Regions from separate parts of the Homo sapiens genome. Here region 2 is linked to region 1. A link is an interaction called in ENCODE POLR2A ChIA-PET data of the cell type or tissue named here. Cell type or tissue: Panc1. All regions are shown on one strand. Region 1 overlaps GALNTL5 (polypeptide N-acetylgalactosaminyltransferase like 5). Region 2 overlaps GALNT11 (polypeptide N-acetylgalactosaminyltransferase 11).

The links. ChIA-PET counts read pairs that join two places held together with the same protein. Peaks named below come from ENCODE experiments on the same cell type or tissue, not always from the same donor. Only the 100,000 strongest peaks of a DNase experiment are listed, where the experiment ranks them.
Region 2: POLR2A ChIA-PET joins it to region 1 with 13 read pairs; 2 of 35 experiments call an interaction of 5 or more read pairs at or near these places.

Annotation. Positions count from the first base shown.
Region 1 is chr7:151,996,845-152,001,844 of GRCh38, forward strand. The region is part of intron 5 of GALNTL5 (polypeptide N-acetylgalactosaminyltransferase like 5); the gene reads left to right. Among named protein-coding and RNA genes, the nearest start is that of GALNT11, 26 kb to the right of the region's middle. In Panc1, no CTCF peak of the experiment used is centred here; no DNase peak of the experiment used is centred here; H3K27me3 peaks cover 178 bases.
Region 2 is chr7:152,079,116-152,084,115 of GRCh38, forward strand. All of the region lies in intron 1 of GALNT11 (polypeptide N-acetylgalactosaminyltransferase 11), which reads left to right. Among named protein-coding and RNA genes, the nearest start is that of GALNT11, 56 kb to the left of the region's middle. RefSeq lists an enhancer at 2,143-3,137. In Panc1, no CTCF peak of the experiment used is centred here; no DNase peak of the experiment used is centred here; H3K27ac peaks cover 996 bases.

The DNA.
Region 1 (5,000 bases):
AGACCAAACTGAGAATTTTAATGTGATGTAAAATAAATTATATATAATGAGTTACGTTTAAGGGTGAAAATGTGGACACTAACCAAAGAACGAAAATAAATACAAAACAGAGAAAAACAGGAAATACTGTGAAATTGATACATACGCTATTTGTTGCTTTTCAAAAAACAAGTTAACAAACGTTGCAATCCACAATCCCTAGAGAAATGGTGCAAATAGACTACGACAGGAGAGCAGAAAATAAGCTTCTACACAGGGTAAGATGGAGGACGTAGCTCCCAACTCCAAACTTTAGGGAGCAATGGAATTGTTTAGAATATTTCCACAAATACTCTTTGGAAGCAAGTAGGGGAAGAATTCCTCTATCAGGCAGGCTTGACCTCACGCCCTTTACTCATCACAAGCACTAAAGAGAATCTGATGAATGTCTGATAGGTCATCTAGCACATGAATGATAGGCCATCTCTAAAACCAATAAATAGCACGGTCCTTCCCGAAACTCTCGAAGGCAGCAGAAGTAGAGCAACCGTCCTTTCCTAGCACCAAACTTTAGGTTTCCACAAAATATTCCTGTGAAGGAGAGAAATCAGCTGAAGAGGGACCCTCACTACTACTTTGCTCTCCTTACAGGATGTAAATTTCCCCTGTTAAATATTTTATGATGAGTGAAAATAAAACCTCATTGAAATGTAGGTGCTAGGTGGCCTGTTCCCACGTTTTTAACTTAAATCAAAATTCAGTAATACCCCATATTAATTTTGCATAAAGTATAATTTTAAATTATTTTGCAATTTTTAATATTGCATTTATGGTCTTTCTGGGTCATTAGAATCCTCAAAGTTGCAAATATTTAAATCTTTCAATATTAAGGGTACAAGTGTACACTGTATACAGTAAAGAGATACCACAAATCTGTATGGGAAAAAAGACTTTTAAAATGTTTTTGTTGCAGTTGTTGTTTAATGCCACTTAAACAATTAGCCATTTGGGAAAATTTTAGGTCTTTATTTCATACCATAACCCAAATAAATTATAACTGGATTAATGTTAATTTTATTTTAAAAAATCAAACCATAGCCAGGTGTGGTGGCTCATGCTTGTAATCCTAGCGCTTTAGGAGGCCAAGGCAAGAGGATTGCTTGAGGCCAGGAGTTCTAAGACCAGCCTGACAACACAGTGAGACACCATCTCTACAAAAATTTTTATTAAAAAAAGTAGGCGAGTGTGTTGGTGCACACCTGTAGTCCTAAGCTACTCAGGAGGCTGAGGCAAGAGGATCGCTTGAGTCCAGGAGTTGGAGGTTATAGTGAGCTATAATAGCACCACTCCACTCCAGCCTGGGCAACAGAGTGAGACTGTCTCTGTAAAAACATCATCATCATCAAACTTCTTAAGGGATAATTTAAAAATATAAAAACATAGATTAATACTTGCCTGTTTTATGAATAAAGAAATTTCAAAGCTTAAAACCAATGGAAAAGGTGCTAAAAAAAAGTCTATTTTTTTAACAAAAAAATGTAAAATTGCTGCAAATAAAAAATAATAAAATTAAATAACAGTAGGCTGGGGAAATGTAACAGGACTAAAAGTTAATATTTTTAGTATGTAAAATGTACATTTAAAATCCATTAAAAATACAACTCCAAGCTGGGCATGGTGGCTCACGCCCATAATCCCAGCACTTTGGAAGGCTGAGGCAGGTAGATCATTTGAAGTCAGAAGTTTGAGACCAGCCTGGCCAACACGGTGAAACCCCATCTCCACTAAAAATACAAAAATTAGCTGGACATGTTGGCAGGTGCCTGTAATCCCAGCTACTTGGGAGGCTGAAGCAGGACAATTGCTTGAAGCCAGGAGGTGAATGTTGCAGTGAGCTGAGATCATGCTACTGCACTCCAGCCTGGGTGACAGAGCGAGACTCTATCTAAAAAAAAAAAAACAAAAAACAAAACTACTCCGATAGGCAAAGTACACGACAATTTCATTTACAAATGGCTAATCATGTGGAAAATTCAACCTCACCAGCGATTAAAAAAAAATTAACCAGATTTTTTAAAATTGAGGCACGATTAACATAAAACTGATCATTTAAAAATGAACAATTAAGTAGCATTTCGCACCTTCACAATGTTGTACAGCCATGACCTCTAACTCCAAAACATTTTCATTACCTGAAAAGAAAGTCTTTTAGCCATTAAGCAGCTTCCTTCCCTCCAGTCTCTGGCAACCACCTATCTGTGTTCTGTCTCTTTCTAGATATTTCATATCAACGGAATCATACAATATGTAACTTTTTGTGTCGGGCTTCTTTCACTTAGTATATTTTTGAGGTTCATCCACATGGTGGATGTGTCAGTGCTTCCTTTTTTATGGTTGAATAATATTCCATTCTGTGATACACCACAGTTTGTTTCTCCATTCATCCATTGATGGGCATTTGGGCTGTTTCCCTCTTTTGGCTGTTGTCAACAGTACTGCTGTGACCATGCACATATATACATTTGTTTGAATTCTTTTGGGCATGTTCCTAGGAATAGAATTGCTGGGTCTTATGGTAATTCCAGGTTTAATTTTTTGAGGAGCTGCCAAGCTCTTTTCTTCAGTGGCTGCACCATTTACACTCCCACCAGCAATGTGTAAGAGTTCAAATTTCTCCATATCCCTGCCAAAACTTATTTTTCATTTTTTAAGTTCTCGTCATCCTAGTGGAAGTGAAGTGGTTCTTCACGTTGGTTTTGATTTGTGTTTTCCTAATGACATGATGTTTCGCATCTGTTTGTGTGCTTGCTAGCCATTCGTACATCTTCTTAGGAGAACCAGATGTTATTTTTCACCTATCAAATGAGCAGACATGATTTTAAAATGCTAATAATGTTACGTAATATTATAGAAGCTATTTTAGGTGAAAAATGTGAAGTATAAAGCTGTGTGTGTGCTGCCAATAGTATGAAAACATATGTGTTAAAAATGGGACTCTTGTTAGCTCAGTTTTGGTTGAGGCATGAAAATCATAGCTGTAATATTCCAAAGTGAGTTGTTAGACTGACCACGATAAAGATATTTCAAAATAGAGATCTGAGAACCAATGAGATGGCTCAGCCAGATTGAGTCATGTTGTTAGAGATTAAAGGAGATTTTTGGAGAAAGCTACTGCTCAAAGCCTGGTGAGAGAGACTTGATATGAATTCAGCACATTCTCAGACATCAATACAATAAAATTGGAAATATATTGGGATTGAGGAGAAGTGAACTAATGTTAGTTTTCTGCCGAAAATCAAAAGGATAAAAAGACTGTGACCAGCTGTAGAACAAAGGACACTTGCTTTTAGATTAGTAGCTGTATTTATGGCAGAGTTTGCTTTGGCAGTGTTGGAGAGAGAGCTATAGGGATCATCTTAGATGGTGTCCGGTAGGACTATCTAGAAGAATGGACAGGCCTCAGCAGAGAAGCTGGAGACAGAACACAGGATCTTAAGGAGCTGAGAAGACAGATTGAGTCACCAGAATAGAATGCACTTGCCCAGTTTGTGGGAACTGCTGACCAGAGACCACCAGGGATGAGAAGGGAGGTCCTCAAAGTTGCTATTGCCAGCCACACACCCTCAGAGAACTCAGCCCAGAGAGTGCCCTTCAGGCAAGAGAGAACTTTCCTGTTCTCTGTACTCCTCCCCTCCCACCCATCATTCCCAACAGCACTGGACAAGTGTTTCAATTTCTCCACCACCTCCCCAACACTTGCTATTGTCTGTCTTTTTCATTCTTGCCGTCCTAGTGGATGTAAAGGGATACCTCACTGTGATTTTTATTAACGTTTTTCTGATGACTAATGGTGTTGAACATCTTTTCACATGCTCATCAGCCATTTATACGTCTTTGCAAAGATGTCTATTCAAATCTCTTGCGCATTTTAAATCAGGTTGTCTTTTTATTACTAACTTGTAAGAATTATTTATATATTCTCATACAAGTCCTTTAGTATATGTATGATTTGGAAATACTTTCCCCCATTTTGTGGATTTTTTTCTCTTTCTTTGTTTCTTTTTCTTTTCTTTTCTTTTTTTTCTTTCTTTTTTTTTTTTTTGACAGAGTCTTGCTCTGTCACCCAGGCTGGAGTGCAGTGGCACGATCTTGGCTCACTGCAACCTCCGCCTCCTGGGGTCAAGTGATTCTCCTGCCTCAGCCTCCTAAGTAGCTGGGATTACAGGCACCCACCACCACACCTGGCTAATTTTTTTTTTTTGTATTTTTAATAGAGACGGGGTTTCGCTATGTTGGCCAGGCTGGTCTTGAACTCCTGACCTCAGGTGATCCACCCCCCTCAGCCTCCCAAAGTGCTGGGATTACAGGCATAAGCCACCGCACCAGCCATTTTTTTTTTTTCATTTTCTCGATTGTGTCTTTTAAGCACAAAAGTTTTTGCTTTTGATGAATTCCAACGTATATGTTTTTTCTTATGTCCCCTGTATTTTTGGTGTCATATCTAAGAAACCATTGCCTCACCTAAGGTCATAAATATATGCTTATGTTTCCTTCTGAGTTTTATAATTTTAGCTCTTACCTTAGGTCTATGACCCATTTGATTTGATTTTTAGTATGATATGAGGTAGGGGTCTAACTTCATTCTTTTGCATGTGGATATTCCGTTGCCTCAGCACAATTTATTGAAAAGACTATACTTTCTCCATTGAATTGTCTTGGCCCTTGTCAAAAATCAATTGACCATAGACACATGGTTTATTTCTGGTTTCTGTGTCTATCCTTACACCAATGGCACACTGTTTTGATTATTATCACTTTGTAGTAACCCTTGAAATCAGAAAGCCCTTCAACCTTATTTTTCTTTTTCAAAATTATTTTGGCTAATCTAGGTCCATTGCCTTTTCATATGACTTTTAGGATCAATTTCTTTAAAAAGAGCCAGCTGGGATTGCAATAGGGATTGCACTAAATCTGTAGATTAGTATGGGGGTTATTGCCATATTAAGTCTTCTGATCAAAAC
Region 2 (5,000 bases), 82 kb after region 1:
CTGGACACAGTAGCATGTGCCCATAGTCATTTTATTTCAATTTATATTATTTGTTTTCCTTACTGTTCTTTTCTACCTCATAGAATTAGGAGGTAGAAACTACTGACCTCATGCTTGCTCCCTGAGGCTAGCTTTTACCTGAGGTAGCTTTTACCTTCTTGTCTTCCACAGGTCTATAGTGAGCGAGAGCTGCTACTTTTTACTTGGGCATTCATTCAAAGTGTTGAAGAATAACAGCCTCTACCATCCCTTATTCACTGGCTCATCAGCTGTCCCAGGTTTTGCTCTTCTAGGTATTTGCCATGTTGTTTGTCCTTTTAGTTTCTTTTCTATGTGTTTGATTAAATTTGCTTCTTTCTCCCATCAGCATTACCTTGTGGTTTTCTTCTGCATTTGAGACACAGTGTTAGACATTTGATGCATTCATGTTCTTTTCGATTGTCTTACAGAGAAGAGATTCATAAATATCAGGGATGTCTGAGGATCATTCCCAGGGAGCATATGATGTCTGGAATTTGCTCTGAACCTTTCCTAATTCAGCAATCGCCTTATGTGTAATTATAAACTACTATTGGTAGCTATGTTTTCTTCTAGCTTTCTGGGTAGATAAGGAATGGGAAAGAATAATGTGTATTTTTATGTTGTCATCACCTGGTAATTTCACAGGGGTATGTGGGTACTGTACTGTTGTAAATTAATATTTGTACTCACATGACTACAGCTGAGTTAAAATATGAGTGTGCCTCTTTTATGGAAAAAGCTAATAAATATTTGCTGTTTGACAATTTGTAATGCAAGAGTATCTTACAAGAAAATAGCTGGAAACTACTGAAAGGTAAATAAATACATTTTAAATGCATTAAATATTATGAAAATTAGTTTATTCTGGTAGAAAATGAAAGCTGTCCTGTGAAATAGAATTTTCTCATTAGTCTTGTGGTAAAAGATGGACATTAAAAGGTGGTTAAGAATTTCAGATTAGATAGTGATTCATAGAGGAAAAACTATTCTTCAAATTGTGCTTTTAGAACATTTGTTCAGTACTCAAATTTTATTCTCATATTTTTGACAAATTGATGGAATTAAAATATTCTTTCGGTGTGCTTAAACCTGCTCATTTTTCTTGGTGCTTGTGGCTATGGAAATCCCCTTTGCTTGTGAGGTTAAAATAATATGGTATCCTATTTCTTTCATAGCCTTAAAGTATTTAATCTTTTCCATAGTTGTTCTTATATTTTCAAGTTAGGGAGTTTCTGTCTAAGAAATTTTTTACCTCATTTATTAAATCACTACATATTCCTTGTAGAAAATGTTTTAAATAAAAGAAAGAACAAAGAAAATTAGCCATGATGCCACTAACCTGAGTCTATTAATTTTTTGGTAGTTGCCAAAAGCAGTATAGCATTTTGTAGATAGTGTAGAAAGATGAAAATAAGTAGTAGATTATATAGCAAAACATTAAAGTGGTGAGACTTCTGGTGATTTTTAAGTAGTTTCCTTTTTGCTTGTCTGTGTTTTCTGAGCTTTTAGCACAATAGCAAAAGCTATTAAAACATTAATTGCGGGCCAGGTACAGTGGCTCACGCCTGTAATCCCAGCACTTTGGGAGGCCTGGGCAGGAGGATCACCTGAGGTCAGGAGTTCAAGACCAGCCTGTCCAACATGGCGAAACCCCATCTCTAATAAAAAAAAAAAACACAAAATATTAGCCGGGCCTGGTGGCGGGCCCCTGTAATCCCAGCTACTCAGGAGGCTGAGGCAGGAGAATCGCTTGAACCCAGGAGGCAGAGGTTGCAGTGAGCCAAGATCTCGCCACTGCACTCCAGCCTGGGCGACAAGAGCGAAACTCTGATTCAGAAAAACCAAAAAACAAACAAAAAAAACCCCATTAATTGCCAGCACCCTGAATGGAGCCTTGCCTGTAGATCTTCTACTGTGTTCCTAGTTTATTAGCCTTTTCTTTAGGATTATTTAAGATTTTCATTAAATCATTCAGAAATGATTTAGATTTCTGAAAGATTAAGATTTCTGAAAAATGTTAGATTGGTTAGACTGGAAGATTAGTGGAATTAAGCCATCATCTGTAGAGTGACATTGCATAACAGGCATTGTCTTAGTGACCTTTATGTAATTTAACTACTTCATGGAGCACAGTTTTATAGCTGGTGTGGACTATGACCTCTGTTAATAGAGGACGACTACAAAAAGCATTTCAAAAGAAGCCTTCTTACCTCAAAGCCCGGTATTGTGCTGTTGAGAAACACCCCTCAGGCTAATCTGATGATGATGCCGGAATGTAAATTGGGTGAGCTGAGATTTTAGTCCTTTGCGACCTAAATAGTTTGCCACAAAGCATTTTAGATATTAACAACAGTTTTTAAATATTAACAACAGTAGATGCTAACAGTCACAATAAAAGTTTGCTTTTTGTGCAGATTAAAATATGTATGTGCTTAAATTGTTATTTGCATGTTTTTGTATACACATTTTTCTAGTTTCCTGGATTGCATAGTAGTGTAAGGCTACTCTTCACCTGCAAAGATGATGTCAGCTTCCAGCCCTGACCCCATACCACTCTATGTTTTCTTCCTCTTCTTATGGGTATCAGCTTTTTTAAAATGGTTTATGGGGGATGCTAGAAACCAACCCAATATTATGCTTTGTCTTTCCTCTTTTTATCCTTTGTTTTATAATATAGGCAGGTGTGTGTGTACTTACATGTAGCATCCTATATATACTTTTCTCATCTTTTTTCACCTGACAACATAATTTACAGATTAATCTGTAATTAGCAACTAATAAAAATATTTTCCTTTGTATAGCTGTGTATTGCTCTATTGTGTGGATAGTTCATAGTTTGTTCAACCAGCCCCTTATTAATGGACAATGGGATTTATTTTAGCCTTTTACTATTATAAATAGTCCTGTAGTGAATAGGCCTATGCATATATTGTTTTCTATTTTTACCATCTGTGGTTTAGATTACTGGAAGTAATATTACTAAGTCAAAGAGTAGATAGTGTATTTTTGCTGGGTATTGCTAAATGAACCTGCATAGAAGGTATACCATGTGTTAGAAATGCTTGTTCCTCGGTGCTGTAAAGAAATAGCACTTGAACATTAATTTCCTCAGCAAGGCCATTTTTACTTTCTGCAGAAAGGGTACACTTACCAGCAGTTTTGCCATGAGAGTACACCGAACAAAGGAGACAGGGTCATTTATAACCTGACGCATCCACCCTACTGCTGTGTCTGGTTTCCATTGGCTGGAACGGGACCTCACATTCTGTATTTGTCCCGATTGGCTAGCAACTTAGAACTTTTTAAAAGAGGCAAAGGCAGAGGAGAACAAAGGAAAGAGGAAGTAACTTGTGGAATGCTGAGAAAGGTAAAAACCTTCAAATAAGGAAGAGGAACGGGCTATGACCTAATGCTTGCTTGGACTAGTAAAAGCATGCCAGGGCAGATATTTAGGCTAAAGTGTGGGAGCTAAGAACATAAAGTACATTGATTTCTTTATTATGGCTAGCAGATATTTAAGAATGTTAGCACAGGTCTTTGAATAAATTTTGCTGCTAAGAGAAGTTACTATTTATTCCTAATTAGATGGGGAGGAAAGTTTTTGAAGAGGAAACTCTCCTTTGGTTTTTACACATGTATGAAAGCTTCCCTACAGCCTCACTCTCAGAATATGTTGTCAAGCTTTTGGATTTTTTCAGTTTGATCGGGTGGGAAATGATATTTCAATGTAATTTAAATTTGCACTTCTCTTAGTATAAGCAGGTTTGAGCATTTTTTCATATAGCTAAGAACTATTTGTGTTTCTGTTCTGTGAATGGTTTGTAAGGTTGTTGGTCCTTTATTTTTAGAATCTCTATTTGAGATTGTGGCTCACAGACCCTAAGGTGACCCCCAGTAATTGTGGTAATTACATAGCAATAGAAAACCAACACTGAGATATTACTCTTTTGTCTGTGATACCAATTGTGAGTATTTTTTCTAGTTTGTCACTTGTCTTTTTACTTTTCTTTTGGTGTCTTTTAGTATCCAAAGTTTTTTGTCTTTATGTAATCCAGTTTCTTTTCCTATATTCTGATCTTTTTTAGTCCTAGCTAGAAAAATTTTGCCCAATCCCAGATAATAGAGGAATTTACTCATATTCTCTTCTAGTACTTGTATGGAGTCATGTTTTATAATTAAATATCCAGTTTTCGGGATAAATGATGGGAGGAGTAGACTCTGTTGTTTTTCCTTATGGCTAAACAGTTGTTCTGACATCATTTAGTTGAAAGTCATTCATTTCCTCTCAGGTTTGTGATGTTTTCTTTATTTATACTAAGCTTATACTAAATTTATTTATAGCAAACATATTAGATTTCTAAATTTCTAAATGTAATTGGGTCTTTTTTCTCTTCTTTTCCCATTGGTTTGTCTGTCTGTGCGTGGGCCCTGCTGCGCTGTTTGGATAGAGAAGCCCTGGAGTTCACTTGTTCTGCAGTGGGGCTCACACCCCACTAGTTCTTTTTCCAAAGTTTACCTGGCTATTCCCTGCTTATTTATTCTTTTCCAAATGAACTTTATAATTAACTTGTCTAGCTCCAGAAAAAAAAACCTGATAATATATTTAACATGATTGTGTAGCACTTACAAGTTAACTTAGGGAGAAATGACGTATTTATTAGGATTTTGTGTCTTTTTATCCAAGAATATGGCATGTACATCTTTCCATTAGTTCAGGTCTTCCTTTGGGACCTTTTGGAGCTTCTTATTGTTTTCCTCATAAATGTTTTAGACGTTTATTGTTAAATTTGTGTTTAGTATTTAAGATGTTTGTCTTGATATTCATAAATGAGACTTTTTGTGGGGGAGGTTCAGTCTTTGTCAGGTCTTTGAAATCAATGTTATGTTCATTTCATAAAACAAATTGGGAAGCTTTCCTTTAAAAAAATATTTGGCTTAAGTAGCAGTAGGATTTCCTCTGACACTCTTCTCTGTGCCTG